Regions from separate parts of the Homo sapiens genome. Here region 2 is linked to region 1. The links are chromatin loops, found by intact Hi-C in ENCODE. Cell type or tissue: PC-9. All regions are shown on one strand. Links, peaks and the distances in the headings refer to the core of each region. The heading gives the core; the rest is flanking DNA. Region 1 overlaps ARID1B (AT-rich interaction domain 1B). Region 2 overlaps ARID1B (AT-rich interaction domain 1B).

Region 1 (8,341 bases), core at 39-8,038:
GACACATGGAATGAATGGGGGAAAGTTATTCTACCTGTGCACATCTGCACGCACAGCCTTTAAACATAATGGATTCAGTCATTTAAAAAATGTTACAAGGTCAGGAGTGGTGGCTCACGCCTGTAATCCCAGCACTTTGGGAGGCTGAGAAGAGAGGATTGCTTGAGGCTAGGAGTTCATGACCAGCCTGGGCAACATAGTGAGACTCTGTCTCTACAAAAAAGTAAAGATAAAATCAGCCAGGTATGGTGGCACGTGCCTGTAGTACCAACTACTTGGGAGGCTGAGGTGGGAGAATTGCTTGAGCCCAGGAATTTGAGGTTGTAGTGAGCTATATTAAAGCCTGTGTTTAGCCTGGGATCCACAGCTATGCTCTTTAGGAAGTGGTAGGCCAAAGTTCTTCCTAAGCTTCTGGCAAACTTTGGCTCACCTATGCTCAGGTAATGGCTCAGAATCCTCCAAAATGATGCTACAGAGAGCCACGAGAACTGATCTACAGATGGATGGAACTAATTTGCCATTCCTGAAGTAGGCTTTTAGTAAGATCAGCTAGTATTTCCAACTCTCTGTTTCTTATATCTTCAAAAGTAAATTCCTTAACTAGCAATGCTTTAAAACTGTACACAACAATGCATTTTCAGATAAAAAGGGTATCAGTGTGTAGAAGGAGGAGGGTTCTGTACAGATATTACTTATAAACCATTAACTTCAAATGACTGGATATTACTGCACAGTGAATCTAGTACGTGAACAAGAAGATTCACCAGATTCTATTGTAAATCCTCTGATGATCAAAATGAGGAATTTACTCAAAAGGTGAAAAAGAAAAAAAATTAATCTATGTTTCTTAATTTATTCAATGCAGCAGGTCGATTTTACCTTCATATTGTCACTCTCAAAGAAATTAATAAAACAGTTTCTAACCAGTTAAACTTGCATGTTTTTTCTCTCTACTATCTTATACTTGACCAGCTGAGAAAATCTGAAGCATAATTGCCCCAATCCTTCATTTTTACAATGAGCATTCTGTTTTTATCTAATTGCAGACACACACTCACTCACGCTCCACCTTCATCATTAATTTGTCCTTTTCAGATTCTTCCATGGGCTCTAGGTCCTTTGGGATTGTGCCTTGAGAAAGAAGTCATTCTGACAAGCTCTGTGAATCCCACACTATGCCATTTCTTCCTCTCCCAAAGAGAAACTAACATTTAGCAAACTAGCTTTTCTAATCGCCAACCTAACTTCAACCTAACAGAGCCATCAATGGGGGAACAAAAATCAAAGCAAAACCACGAGTTTGCTGCAACAAGCTGTTAAATAAGTAAAGCAAAAGCATGTTGAAAATCAGATTTCTCAACCCAGAGCACTAAAACATGTCATACACATGTTTTCTCAGATTCAAGCTTCTGCTTTTAAAAAAGGCACAACACAGGTTATGTGCATTGCGAAGTGAACAGAAGGAAGATTTAAAATAGAAATAAAACTTAACTTCTTTCTTTTTTTAGAAAGAATAGTGTAGACATAAAAGTTAAAATTCACAGCTAACAGTCATGGGGCTATGAATATGAGCCCTTGCCAAGTGTGCTTTATAAGATTTACATAGAATAACGCCAACATTTTTCTTTTTCTTATTTTTAATTAAGGAGGAGGTGTTGTACTCTAAGGAAGCTATCTGGATGCTGCTGGCTGAAATACAGATTTGATCTCCTCGTGCTGGTTAGCTAACATCGATTTTCTGCCCCAGTGGAAGAGATTTCACTCTGATGCATGCCATTTAAATTCATTTTACACAGCTGCTTAATGTGGTTTGGCAAGGCACAGTCAAACTAGCTTTGTGGGTCTAAAGAGGCCTCTGGAGTTGGTAAAAGGACAGATCCTATGGATTAGCTGCAGATGATGAATGCTTGCTTCCTCCGACTGTTATCTTCCTACTGACTCATGAATTGACCTTGAAGGTACCACAAGAAAGTAAGAAAGAGGAAAAGCCAATTTCCCAAGAATAACCATGTTTACCTCATTCTATATTTGTTATTTCACTTTGGGGATGATGTTTACAGGATTCTATATTTGTTGGTCCACATTTAGGGCCATGTTTACAGACTTTAGAACTCTCGATTCCAAAATTATCATTTGTTCTGTCTAAATAAATGTAAACTGAATATAAAACTACTAAAAAGCTCTGTCAGGCATTCATAACCAGTAGTGAAAGCATAGTTCTATAAGTTTACTGTTTAAACAAAGCTAGGTGATAGTTCCCTGTTTGATTTTAACCAAAGATGGGGCATGTCTCTACTAAAACTAACTACCAAACATGATTAAGTCTGCCCAGGATGATAGCAATAATTATTTTTTTTAGCAATTCACTCAATAGTAATAGACTTTAAGAGCATTTACTAACCTAAACATGGTGACAGAACCTGATATTACACAGTTTTGTAGTAGGAAAGAAGAGATACTTTTTGTTGCTGTATGTAATTCCTGTGTTGAAATTGAGAATAATATGGCAACACTGTGTTTAGACAGAAAATTATCTGTTGGATTATTTTGTTGTATTTTCCTGGTGACTTCAATATTCTGATACTCGCTGGAGAAAAAATAATAGAAGTTTTTGGCACAGACATTTGCTTGGTGGTGATATAATGAAACTCCTCCTAAGTCCTATGAATAGCCTGTCAGCTCAACTGCAGTGAGTCTCTTGTCAAATGAGATGCTGTGCTCTTAATTTGGGGGTGGGTATGGCAGCCGCTCACTGTAGCAGCAGGAGTGATAATATAGTCATGAGAACAGCGCTGCACAACACAGGTTCCTAGACAAAACAATGACAACAATGGGGGAAATGACGCCAGAGGTGGTGACATCATGTCTTCGACACAGATCAAAGTTTCTATTTCCCTCTCAGGCATGAAGGAAAGCAGCCATGCCGAAAGCCATGCACAGACAGGGCCTGAGGACGCATGCGGGTTTCCACCGAACGGCCACAGTACTGTTAATACGAAAGGAAAACGAAACAAACACACCAACAAAAATGGACAGAAGGACAACCCCCTTGGAGATGGATTTTCTGTTAGGTGTTTCGCTTTCTTGGTTTGGGTGTTCCTTTCGCGGCCAGACGGCACGATCGTTAACAGTTTCAGAGAAAACGCCCAGGTCCCGCAGCAAGTCGGGGTGTGTTGCTACCTACCCGTACTGGTCAGGCTGGTGCACCATGGGAGCCTGAGAGTTGCCATAGTTGGGGTGCTGGGAAGAAAACATGGGGCGTCCGCCAGCCCCAGACTGGCTGGGATAAGCAGGCGACCTAATGTATGGTGGCCTAAAGTGGAACAGAAGAACAGCTTCTTGGGATTTGTTCTGATGCACAAGCATGAGCCCTGTATATCTGTCACCCCCACACATAGGTGCGGGGCTTACAGACCATGGAGGCAAGTTGAATACCCTGCATCCTGCCGCTGCCTGAGGGGTGGGGGGTACAGAAAATGCCTCCAACGAAAGGGTGGGGACAGGCAGAGAAAAGTAATATTCTCAATTCTAATCTCCATTTACCATTTTAAAGTATAGCTTTGACTTTGGTAAAAGCAAACAAGAAGATATACAGCCCCCATTTAAACTCCTGGTGAGCTAAAATGGGCAGTAAGTTGAAGGCAAGGCTTTGGAATGGTCTACGCATTAGAAACGGAAAATGGCAATGCATGGATGTGTATTTATATATTGATTGCTACAGGATGACATAAACACTGACTCAGAGAGGGGGCACGCGTAGCTTTGTAACCACACAAAATCAGGCCTGGCTCTCTGTGGCTATCTTCTGAGGTCCCTCCAAAGGCTGCGTGCCAAATGCAATCAAATACTTTCTACTTAAAAAAAGAAAATAACTTGCGCTTTATGAGTTGCAACAATGGACAATTCATTTAAACTTGAATTAGAACTTCAATTTCAACAGCCAAACCAGTTTTCACAGACAGGTTTACAAAAATATTCCCTAAAGCCTGTGTAGGTTCGGCAGAGGGCTAGACTGCTGGAGTTCAGAAGATTTTAAGTAATTGTAATGTGGAGACAGAAAGAAAGATAATGATTGATTTTCATTTTATTTCCTCAAGGGAAATTTATTATTATTTGGAAAAAACAATAAGACTGGAGGGGTCCCACATTCCCCAGATAGCAGCTTCAGAGGAAAAGTAACAAAAGACACATTTAAAAACACACGCACACACATGCACACACGCACACACACCTTAGCTTTTGCTTCCCTTTGACAAAAATCGGAATCTTCTACTTTGCTTCTGAAGATATCATTAAGATACACATCTTTCAAAGTATGTTGCTTTAAAACATATTTACATGTGCTTTTAAAACATATTCACCTTTGCCTTATAAATTTTTAATTATGTTATTTTTATCCAGGTCAAGTATTTACTTCAAAATTAATTTTTAAGTCGGGATTAAAAATGAGTAAGTAATTGTAGCTAAAGCCTTTTATCAACTCAAACTTTCTAAAATATTATATTTGCTTTTTAAACCACATTTTGGTTTGGACAGATAGATATGCCTGGAAAAATAAAATATAACATAAGAATGTCAAGTATATAAATCTCACACATATACATTTAGACAAACACACAATACACGTATGTATACATACGAAGTTTGTATTTTAGGAAGATTCTTGTGGTAGGGTGAAAAAAAGGTGGGGAGTGTGTTCCTTTTGAATGTTTTAGATTTTAAATCGTTCCTAAGCGTATTTCCTGCTTAAAAGTCACTGCTTCAATTGGTACCACGCAGACACTTCCCTGTGCAACCAGATCTGGTTTGCTGCTGCAATGACTATTCACAGGCATTTCAAATCACCTCCCACGACTGATGTGCTCACCGCTCACATTCCTTCCTCATGTATCATAAAACATGGTTTGTCACTTAGTTCTCTGACCTCGATGCTACAGAATATATTTAACACAAAAAGAACGGCCAAGCACAGTGACATTCTACTGCTCTGTGTGACCCCAGGGAACAATGCAGCTATGTGCGCAGTCACGTGGTCACGGGTAGACACACAGCGTACCTGCCCGGGGCGTGCTCCTGGGTGGCGTACCTGCTTTGTGCTGAGTTCGCAGCAGCCTGCATCACTGCTGCGGCTGCCTCCTGTGCCTTACGGTTCACAGTTGGCATTGGCGGCCCCATTCCTGGCCCTCCCTGCTGAGACATGCCAGGAGAACTGGGGGTCATGCTGCTCATATTTCCAGGAAATGGTCTGTTCTGCATCCCAGCTGATGGCATTCGTCCCAGGGGCACAGCACCACATGGCTGGCTTGGCCCTTGTCCATGCATCTGGTTGTTGGCACTGATACCCATACCGGGCCCTGGGCCGCTGTAGCTTGCACTGGGCACCCCACTATACGCTGGGGGTCTGGAGTAGTTACCTAAACAAAAAGCAAACACAAAGTAAAGCCTTTTATTTAAACTTGTGACAACATTCACTGGAAATACTTTTTGTCCAACAATGCGATCAGCACGGAGTATTAGTCATGACCGTTATAGGCCCTTCCTGTTGCTGCTGGTGCAGCTGCCAGTCTCAAACATGCTCTCTCTGCACACTCCCAGGCCCTCAGAGAGTGACTCAAATACAGACAGCCCCAGAGGACCACTGCACTGATGAAGAGAAATTCAGGCTGGTCATAAAAAGAAACAAACAAAAAAACAAAAAACAAACCCTATGAATAGGCAAGGGACACCGAGTGCTGCCTCAATCCATTCAACACCACATATTCTTATATTTTAACCAAAATGGTGAGCACCACTCTTGAGATCACACCACTAGATCACTGCTACCTTCAACAGTCATGTGAAAGGGCTCAAAAAGACAACGTGTAAGACGACATGCACATATGGTCAAAATCATCCTTTAAAACCCCACAGGAAGGTGTCACGCGGGAACCTGACATGAGCCCCAGTTTTCCTCTAAGTTGGGAATAATATTTTTCTTTCTTTCTTTCTTTTTTTGCTTGAGTACCAGATCGAGCAGCTGGTTTGTGCTGGCTGCCACATCTCGGAAAACTGTCCCAGCACAAGCACGGCACACGGCAGCAGGAGAGCTGGCGGGCAGGGTCAAAGGCGAGGGTGAGGGCGGGCGGGCAGGGTCGGAGGCGGAGGTGAGGGACGGAGGGCAGGGTCGGAGAAGGGGGTGAGGGCTGGCGGGCAGGGCCGGAGGCGGGGGTGGGGGACGGCGGGCAGGGCCGGAGGCGGAGGTGAGGGACGGAGGGCAGGGCCGGAGGCGGAGGTGAGGGACGGAGGGCAGGGTCGGAGGCGGAGGTGAGGGACGGAGGGCAGGGTCGGAGGCGGGGGTGAGGGACGGAGGGCAGGGTCGGAGGCGGGGGTGAGGGCTGGCGGGCAGGGTCGGAGGCTGGGGTGGGGGACGGAGGGCAGGGTCGGAGGCGGGGGTGGGGGACGGCGGGCAGGGCCGGAGGCGGAGGTGAGGGACGGAGGGCAGGGTCGGAGGCGGAGGTGAGGGACGGAGGTCAGGGCCGGAGGCGGGGGTGAGGGACGGAGGTCAGGGTCGGAGGCGGAGGTGAGGGACGGAGGTCAGGGCCGGAGGCGGGGGTGAGGGACGGAGGTCAGGGTCGGAGGCGGAGGTGAGGGACGGATGGCAGGGTCGGAGGCGGGGGTGAGGGCTGGCGGGCAGGGCCGGAGGCGGGGGTGAGGGACGGAGGTCAGGGTCGGAGGCGGAGGTGAGGGACGGAGGGCAGGGTCGGAGGCGGGGGTGAGGGCTGGCGGGCAGGGTCGGAGGCTGGGGTGGGGGACGGACGGCAGGGTCGGAGGTGAGGGACGGAGGGCAGGGCCGGAGGCGGGGGTGAGGGATGGCAGTTGTTTTCCCTTTCCTTTCACACCTTTTGATTGTGTGTAGATAGATTCAAGTAAATCAAAGGTACACATGATACTACTTCAATCATAACAGCTGCTGAACCACAGTGTGTGCTGGGCACTTGGTTAAGTGCTTTGCACCAATGAATTCATTCATTTCTTCCAATAACCACATGAAATATAGATACCCCAGGACTCCATTTACAAATGAGAAAAATCAAGAGCTAGAAGATTAGTACTGAAGCTCAAGCAAACTGGCTCGGGGACCCATGTATTTGACCAATAAAATGTGCTGCCTCCTGATAACTGAATGTTGAAATTACATAAATGCGAAAGACAAGTGTGTGTGGAATATGGATTAGTGTTTCCCAATCAGTCCTTACTATTTTTTGGAAGCCTTTCTCCATCCATGTAACATAACTATACACTTACTACATTCCAGAAGCTGTTCTAGGCACAGGTGACGTAAAGCTAAATACAATCCAGTTCTTGCACTCGAGAAGCTCACATCTACATGGGTATGTGTGTGTGTGTGCATGCACGTGCACGTATGGGTATGCATGTGTGTGTGTGTGCAGTAAAGCAGCAAGGGTGAAAACAAGAAAAAGGATAAAAGCAAAACAAAGCATGCAATGTGAAAAGTGCAAGAGAGAAGGGAGAGTGAGTCTGATGGGGGCTGAGGGCTTGAGGGTCCCCTTGGTGGGGGTTGGTGGAGAGTCCTCTGAATGAGCACTTCTGGAGCTGAACCCTCAGGAGCTGGCTTCAGGGGCTGGGAGAGCCTGCAGCTGGGTGAGCCTCTGCACTGCCTGCCTGTAGGACCTTAGGGGAGTTGCTTGCATCTTTTCTTGTTTCATTCTCTTCTCTGTAAAACAGATAATCCTAACACTGTCCACATGAAGAGGTGTTCTCAGGATTAAACCATATAATGGATGTAAAGTATCAAAATTGTTGGTGCCACTTGATGGGGGTTTCATTGTTGGCTGGGGACTGTGGCAGAAGAGGGGAAAGGGCACTTATGGCTGAGAGGCTGGGGACACCGGCTTAATGGCAAGGGCAGACTGACTTGGGACAGCCACTGGGGCGCTGTGTGTGGCTGACGGGGGGATAGAGGGGAGAGGCTGGGTCTGGCAGGGCCTTGTGTACCAGGCTTCTAAGTTTGAGATTTATCCTGTCCATAAGGAGGAGCTTCTCAAGGATTTCCAGCAGAGGTAGGATTGGATTAATAACTGCAATAAAAGCAAACACTTAACATTTACTATGTGCTAAGCTCAGTTCCAAGTTCTTTGTGTTAACTCACTTAATCCCCAGATCAAGCCTAGGAGGTACACATTATTATAATCCTCATGCTGAAGACGAGGAGCCTAAGGCACGGGGCTGTGAATAACAACAAATGTCCCATGGTCACGTGGCTCACAACTGGAGGACTAAGGTCTGAGCCCAGGCATCCTGGAGTGTAGCTTAGAGTCCAAGCATGACACACTCTGCTACA
Region 2 (8,341 bases), core at 304-8,303, 87 kb after region 1:
AGGAGCATGGGCTTTGTGACTCGAACTTGGTTCACTCCTTACTTCTACTGGTTACTAGCCATTCAGCCTTAAACACTTGACTTAGCTCTGAGACCTCAATTTCTTCATTGACAAACTAGTACAAATACTGCTAAAATCTTTGTTTATAATGAGACAGAAGAAAGTCTTGGAATCTGCTTGGCAAACAGTGAGAATAAATGATAGCACTTCTTGTTTTTTTTATCCTGACAGCCCACTCAGTAAGTAGAGACAACTGCATTTCATACACAGGAAACAGATTCAGAGGGTGAGGTGGTTGGGCCATGATTTCAATCCAGCTCTCTGTCTTCAAAGCCCATTTTCAGTGTTCTAAAGTCCACTCCTCTAATACATGTTTTTCTCCTTTCTACTCCCACACCAAAGGAAAAAAAAACAAGCCAGAGAAAGAAATTTTAAAAAACTGTACTCTATCAGTGTTTTCCAGGAGGTTCACGGTTTTTCTGAAATTAAAATCATTTAATAATTCAAGTGCATCTCCTTCCTCTCCTAGCAAAACAAGTATTATTTTTGCTTTGATGGAAAATGAAATCTCTCCCACTGCAATAATTACCTCCCAGATCTTCCACTGGAACAGAAAATGGCAAAACACCACTCCCAGTATCCTAACGAAGGGACTAAATGATTCTATTCTTTGGAACAAAAGACCACCATGAACTCAGACATAAGCTATCCGTTAAAGGCTATAATATCATCATACAAGCAAGACAGTGTTTTGGCCCAAAAATGTCATTAAAATTAAAACTTTCTTCATTGAGATATTTATATATTTAATGGAAGATACTTTAAAACTAATTGTGCATTATATTTTATATTTAATTGTCAGGAGACCATTTAAAATTCTGAGATTATATACAGTCCTCAGAAAACAGTTATTACAGAAGGAAGAATAGTAAAACCAAAATGGAAAAGAATTGAACTACACCTTTTCTTCCTTTCTGTAATTTTTAAAGGGTAACTCTTGAGTAACTGATTTTGAAAGCAAAGAATATTCTCTTCCATGACATCCATCTTGTCTAAAATTTCTTTTAGTTACTATATGAAACAGTAAAAACTGATATTGACAGAAACTCCTTGAATAAGTTTTGTGTTTTCTTCACACAAACCCTCTCACATTTTCATGTGAAGAAATAAGATTGTTTTCTGTGGGGAGACTAAACAAATGGCTTACCATTAGTGACCATCGGGGACTGGAAATTTAACTGACTTTTATTCAGACAGTGTGGTAGGGGTTGGGGATGGATGGATAATGATTCAAAAGAGGCATAAGAGGGCTTTTGGGGTCCTGGTGGTGTTTCTGAACCAAGTACTGATTACACAAGTGTGTTCATTTTGAGAAAATGTATCAAGTTGTACATTTAAATTTGTGCATGTCCCTGTATTTATGTTACACCTCCACAATACTTACATTAAAAAATGGACTTCTACACAATGACAGCATAGTCATTTGTCATGGCATTAGAGAATATAAACCAGCCATCATCCAAATCCTTACGGTCTTATTTCTCCTGATAGGTCAGCACTAATGTACGCTAAATTCTTCTTTGGTATTCTCCCTGAAAATATGACCTGCTCTCAGAAAAGCAAGAAGTCCAACTGAAACGGAAGTTTCTATGGGTAGGTAATGGTTTGACCCCTGATCCCACTACCACAATTGTTCCAATTCTCTAATGATTTCCCTGCAGGGTTCATTTACCAGTTCTGGGTCAAAGACCAACATGCCCATGAAGTCAAGGGTCAACCCAAGCAGTGCTTGATGTATTTGAAAGTAACTGTACCATAAAGGCACCTTTCATCAATTAGAGACGGTTTTTTAATTTAAAATAAAAGTATAAACCACAATATCATCATCATTTATATTAACGAATTCACAGGCATACACATATGGAATGATATATCCCGATTATGGTACAGAACCAGTTAATACCCAGAGCCAAAGTAGTTTCAGCTTAAAAAAAGAGAGGCAATTTTACCTTACTATCTTCAGTAGTATCACATTTGAAAGCATTTTTCATTTGTCTCTCAGATTTTCCTTCAAGTTTTCATTACTTTGAACTTCTTTTAACTTATATTCTTCATGACTTTGACTAGCACAGTTATGTATGGGTTAGATAGGGACGTGGAGAGGTGAATTTCCCCAAATATGATAAAATGCTGCTTTAATACTCTTTTAACTTAAACACTACTTCCTTACTTTCATATCTATAAAAATAACTATTTGCAAATAATAATTTTTGTTAAACAAACTACTCCAGTAGAGAATGGGTTGAGCCATTTGGACTTGAAAATGGAGTGTCTTTTAGAATTATAGTCAGTTCCTAATAAAACAACAAAAGACAGTAACTTCCTCTACTGCTTATTTGTCCTGAAGAGGAAGGAAAGGGAGTAGTAATCAAAAAAAGAGGGAGAGAAAGTGAGAGCCGGGGCTGAAGGGCAGGGGGCAGGCCAAGGTTGTGGCTGGGGTGCACGCAGTATCAGGCAGAGGCCGGAGCCTGGGGTTAGAAGCTGGATCCACCAGGGCCGAAGCTCTAAAGTGTAATCCACTCAGCTGGTCAGGAGAGGATGTGGGGACAGTGGGGCATGACACTCGTCAGGTGCAGCAGCTAAAGGTGCATTTGGAAGTGTTCTCGGCGAATCCAGAAAGCCAGGGTTGTGCGTTCTCCACTTGACAGACTTTGGATTGGGTTATAAGTGCTCATGAATAAGAAGCATTAGAAGAGTAAAAATTAAACAAATCAAGTCTTCACTGTTCACTGGGAACAACAATACACTCAAACCATCGAAGAAACACTAAGAAGAATGTTTCCGTATCATCATAAAAACTGAGCATAGCCTCTGAGTGTTTTATTTTGCTCTTTAATATTACGAACACACATAGCTAAACATGCGTTCTGGAGAAAGGAGCTTTAGAGTCTCATGAAAAACAAGTATTCCTGTTCAGCAGATACATGCAAAGTTACCTTAAAGAGCAAGGCCAACTCCTAAATAGGCAGTACCTATCGTCAGACCAGATATACTCAGATGGCTCAGGAAAAACTGTATCAGTCAAACGAGGGGCTGATCAGCCAGGGAAAAATCTCAGAGGTGCTGCAAGACAAAGATGACAACAGGGTAGGGAATCCAGGCCAATGAATATCAGAGATGACTGCACAACCAGAATGGGATTCCTACTGTGGAGATGCAGGTTTCCGGCTAGCCTAGTCGGATGCCACAAACCTTCCAATTATTTAACCACCCCATGTTCTGATGCCCCCCTCACAGACTGGCCTCTCCCTACAGAGGTCAGCCTGCAGGTAGAGCACTGCGGTGCCAACCAGTGTGGTCCATGAGTCTTCATCTGAGATGGGTCATCTAGCTCTCAGTATTCTCCTGGTAACATTGGTTTCTGAGCCTTGTAAAACAGAGAACCAGATCTTGGTCTTAAAGACATTTGCTAAAGGAATGTCACCCTGTGATAAGTCATGAAAAACTAAAACCCTCCCAGATAACACACTAGCCATTTGCATATTGTACAAGGACTAGATTGTCAGGTTTACCCACTGGCAGTCATTCCATACATAACAATAAAATTGAGAAGTCTGACTCATTAGAAGTACATTTCGTATGAGTTTTATATTTTACACACATTTTATGTTGGTAACTCACATGTGCCTGAGAAGTTAACATACTATTCTTCCACACTCAATTCTTATGGTATAATAGAATTAAACTCACATTCTATAGGCAAGTCAAGTAATAGCACAACTATCTAAAAAAAAATCTAACAGAGGAGGAAAGGGCCCCTAATGATAAGCATCTTGGTGTGGAAAAGGCACTGGCTTTTTATTAGCCGCATGCCTCACAGTATCAGCTACCTAACCTGTGAGGCTGTTTCCTCCTTTGTCAAAGGGGCATGAGAGCACCTGCCTCTTAAGGTGGTGTGTTAAAAGAAATGCAAAGCACCTGGTATTTGCTTGCTGCTCAGTAAATGTTAGCCCCCCAGCTGCCACCCCTTCTTCCCTTACTCAACATTTCACACTGGCATGAAAAAATGGCTGGTGGCTCATTCACCTGTCCTGGAAACTGTCCTCTCTCCCTTGGAACTTGATAGTAATCTAAGATTCAAAAATGTTTAAAAGAAAAAAAAAAAGGGAAAAGCCACCACATTAAAGATTCTCTACATTCTTCAAATCCAAGATGAGGATGGTCAGTAGGACCCATCCATTCTCATTCTGAAATGTAACTTATTTCTTTAAAATATATTTTAGGCTGGGCACGGTGGCTCACGGCTGTAATCCCAGCACTTTGGGAGGCTGAGGCGGGTGGATCACCTGAGGTCAGGAGTCCGAGACCAGCCTAGCTAACATGGTGAAATCCCATTTCTACTAAAAATACAAAAAATTAGGCAGGTGTGCTGGTGCGCACCTATAATCCCAGCTGCTCGGGAGGCTGAGGCAGGAGAATAGCTTGAACCCAGGAGGCAGGGGTTGCAGTGAGCTGAGATCGCGTCATTGCATTCCAGCTTGGGCAACAAAAACAAAACTCCATCTCAAAAAAAAAAAAAATATATATATATATATTTTAAAACATACCAGATTAACAGACACTTTGTATGAAACAACAAACATCACAGGAGGAAGGCAAGTAGCGAGTGCTCATCGGACCACCGTCATCAGTTTCTTATGGTACCCTGTCCTCATACCTTCTATGAATATACAAGGGAAAATTTAAAAATCAAACTCGTGTCTACAGCAATTAACAAAAGGAGAAACAAGCCATGTTCGGTGGCTCACACTTGTAATCCCAACACTTTTGGGAGGCCAAGGTGAGAGGATTGCTTGAAGCTAGGAATTCAAGACCAGCCTGGGCAATGCAGTGAGACCCCGTCTCTACAAAAAATGAAAAAAATTAGCTGGGCATGGTGGTGTGTGCCTGTGGTCCCAAGTACTTGGGAGGCTGAGGCTGGAAGACTGCTTGAGCCCAGCAGTTGGAGGCTGCAGTGAGCTATGGCGCCACTGTACTCCAGCCTGGGTGACAGAGGGAGGCTCTGTCTCTAAAAAAAAAAAACAACAAAACAAAAGGAGAAACAGAAACAGGGGAACATACAATAGCAAGAGAAAGCAAAAGAATCTAATGTTGTAGCTATGTACTTGGGAAAGTAGATTCGGCTTATCATGACTGCTTTGTCAAACATTTTATTATCTCCAAAAAGTGACAGCAGTGACAGCACGCATGGGCTGTCTTTAGCTCCTTTCATTTTTGCTGTCTCGCTTTTCCCACTGCAAACTCAGTGGTTATTAGCTGCTGGAAAAATTTACCATGGTGACTCTTCCATAAAAATACTTTCCTCCTACCACACGATGCACGTTTGGAAAAAACATGGCACAGACATTTCAGTTTAATTGTTCTTAATTGGGTTGTCTGAAAAACAAAAACAGGCTTTTTTATGCTGTGAAAAAATACACAAAGGGTGGAATCAGCTATCTTTTTTATTTCTGGTATATTATTTAAGGAATGGCACAGAGTAGGCACTTTGGATGGATTAGAGTTATCAGATAAAATATGGGAACTCAGTTAAATTTCAGAGAAATAACAAGTTTTAAGTGTATGTGCCATGTAATATTTGGACTTATACTAAAATTTTATTCATTGCTTATGTGAAATTCAACTATAACTGGGCAATCTTTTTTTTTTTTTCTAAATCTGACAACCCTGAGATGGTAAAGGCAATAATAACCAGGAGTTAAAATACCCACGCCCACTGCCCGAACTCCTCCCCACAACTGCGAGATGTCAAGCAGGTGACCTCACCTCTTGGTTCTTCTGTTCCATTCTCTATGAAATGGGACATCACCTGCCATACCTTGCAGGGTTGACATGTGGAGCACTTCCATGTGCTCCGTACCATTCTAAGTGCTGCAGATAAGTAATGTAACTCTATCTTCACCGCTTTGAGATATTTACTATTATTGCTCCCATTTAAAATTTTACTATTATAATTGCCATTATGCAAACAGCTAACAAATGTAAATTCAAATGCAGCCAGGCTCTCAATTTAATGCAGTAAAAATAAATATATGATAAAATGTATAAGAAAGACACAAATAGGATATATTACAATTAAAGAATTAGAAGGAATTAAACTTTGACAGGAAAAAAAGATTGTCTTGGTTGATCAGTTGAGGGGACAGCCTGAGTCACGAGTCCACAGGAGGTGAGACAGACCACACAAGACCCTCTGCCCATCCAGAGGTGCCACAGCAGGTTGTGGGGTGGGGAGTGGGCAGAGCACTCCACTCTGTAACATTTTTTTAAAGGCTGAAAATAAAAAACACCAGCAGCTCCAGGGGGAAGAAGCTGTAAAAGATCATTTGTGAGTTAACTAACCACAGATGGGGCAAAATTAACCTTGGTGTGGACAAGGAATTTGTTGAGATGGAAAGGAAGGACAGCTCAGAGAAGCTGAGAAGGAAAAAATAGCAGGGGGTTAAGGACTGAATCAAAAATGTGTAAAGTAAACCATCAGCAGATATTTATTACCATCTCAGGATTGTGAATCTGTGCCAAGACAGCATGGTCGGGCTCTTGAATGTGATGAGACAATGAAAGAATAGTAAAAAAAAAAAAAAAAAAAAAAAAAAGTTCAGATTTTGCTTCACATATATTAAAATGCTTTCAAAATAAGTTTAAATCTATATGTTAACCAGATTGAAACTTTGTGGTTGTGTGTGAAATTGTTGTTATTGAAAAGTATTATTTAAGAAAAACTACTAGTGAAACAAGTGATATTGGAAAATTATTTATTCTTCTATGGCACTAGACCTTGGGATTTTACATTTATTAATCAAAGTATGTAATGTTCGTGTTTGCATACAAACAGAGACTACTTTGCAAATAATTATTAATAATTATTTTTGTTCCAGATAATTAATCTTAAAAAGTTGCGCACATGTCTACTATACCCTATTACAATGTAAAAATTGAACACTCTCTGCTTTACCATCGTATTGGTTTCTGAATTCAGAGCTGAGAGGCGCTATGCTATATAATTTACCTTAAGAACTGTTTTTATCGACTGATGGATTGTTTTCCCAGATGTGGACTTATCAGCGGTCTCTTTAGTACTGGTATCTAGACAGGGAGTTGGCAGTAAAGTTCCTGTTTCACTAATTACATTCTTTTCCAAAAGTTCACCCTGCCTCGGTGTCCAGGTAATTGCAATTAAGTCAGGAATCTGGTAATTAGAAATTCAAGTGCCCTGCCAGGAACAATACACTTCCTCTTGACACGCTGCCCACAAGAACTAATTCACTTGGAAAGGACAGAAGCTGATGTGAAGTGGCAGCGTAGATGCTGATTAAGCAACAAGCAGTGAAATAAATTTTTCCCCTCCTTGTTCTAAAACAAAATGCATTCTATCTCATTTAAACTCCTAGAAAGCATTTTGTAAATTCTGAAATGCACAGACAAAAGCATAATCACTCATATTCAGGAAAGCTTGCTCTCTCTCCCTCACAAAATGTTTCCCAGGCCAGGCAGGAGCTTTAGAGCCCACCAGGTCTCCCAGGCAGTAGAAGGGGCGTGCTAAGGAAATTTAGGGTCACTTGTATCTTGCTAATCATTGTTTAACCCCAGAGCTTTCCACAGGGCCTGGCCCACTGAAAACAATTAATAAATGTTGAGTAAACTAGTCTCAGAACCTCTTTGTCAATACTCTAATCTCAGAAACCTTTTGGTAAAATATAAGAATAAACATTTATTTGACTTACCAATAGATTAATTTCCATTACATGAATCAGACTCTTTTAACCTCATATTCTGCAGTATACTATCAAATATTTACAAACAATTCACTATGTAATGAAGATTTCAGGTAAGAAAGGAAAACACGATAAGTAACTTTATCTCTCTAAAAAGCAAGGGCTTAGCTGATTCTGTAAACCATTTTCTAGCGAATGGAGTAATTTCACCAGCTTCTTTTATTCCTGACATCACACAACTCTATTATATAACAAACTGTTACACATGATAATGTAAAACTTTCATTTATACATCAATTTACTATTTTCCAAGCACTTTCACATTTTCTCATTTGATTCTAAAGATACACAACTAATCAATATATCGTCTCTTAAATCTTTTCTCATGCCAACAGATACCACACACTGTCGATAAATGAATATATTTTTATCAAAAAAAAAAAACAAAAACACAATTTCCAAGCTGAAGTACCTTTGGCTATAACTCATCTCATTGAAACATCTAGGCAAGGTGTTTTGGGGCCTCCAAATCTTTCCTACCAAAATCCGCAGCCCCAGCTAGATCT

Evidence for each region. A loop is a pair of places that touch in the nucleus more often than their neighbours do. Peaks named below come from ENCODE experiments on the same cell type or tissue, not always from the same donor. Only the 100,000 strongest peaks of a DNase experiment are listed, where the experiment ranks them.
Region 2: it touches region 1 in a loop (2.4-fold over the local background); 2 of 110 quality-filtered maps call a loop at or near these places.

The regions. Positions count from the first base shown.
Region 1 is chr6:157,145,697-157,154,037 of GRCh38, reverse strand. ARID1B (AT-rich interaction domain 1B) reads right to left here. Exons shown (of 20, transcript NM_001374828.1): 8 at 5,087-5,414. Among named protein-coding and RNA genes, the nearest start is that of TMEM242, 170 kb to the left of the region's middle. RefSeq lists enhancers at 3,232-3,732, 7,461-8,309, 8,310-8,341. In PC-9, for the core only: no CTCF peak of the experiment used is centred there; a DNase peak (open chromatin) is centred at 4,867.
Region 2 is chr6:157,058,946-157,067,286 of GRCh38, reverse strand. All of the region lies in intron 4 of ARID1B (AT-rich interaction domain 1B), which reads right to left. Among named protein-coding and RNA genes, the nearest start is that of TMEM242, 260 kb to the left of the region's middle. In PC-9, for the core only: no CTCF peak of the experiment used is centred there; DNase peaks (open chromatin) are centred at 3,546 and 3,926; H3K4me3 peaks cover 553 bases; H3K27ac peaks cover 2,293 bases.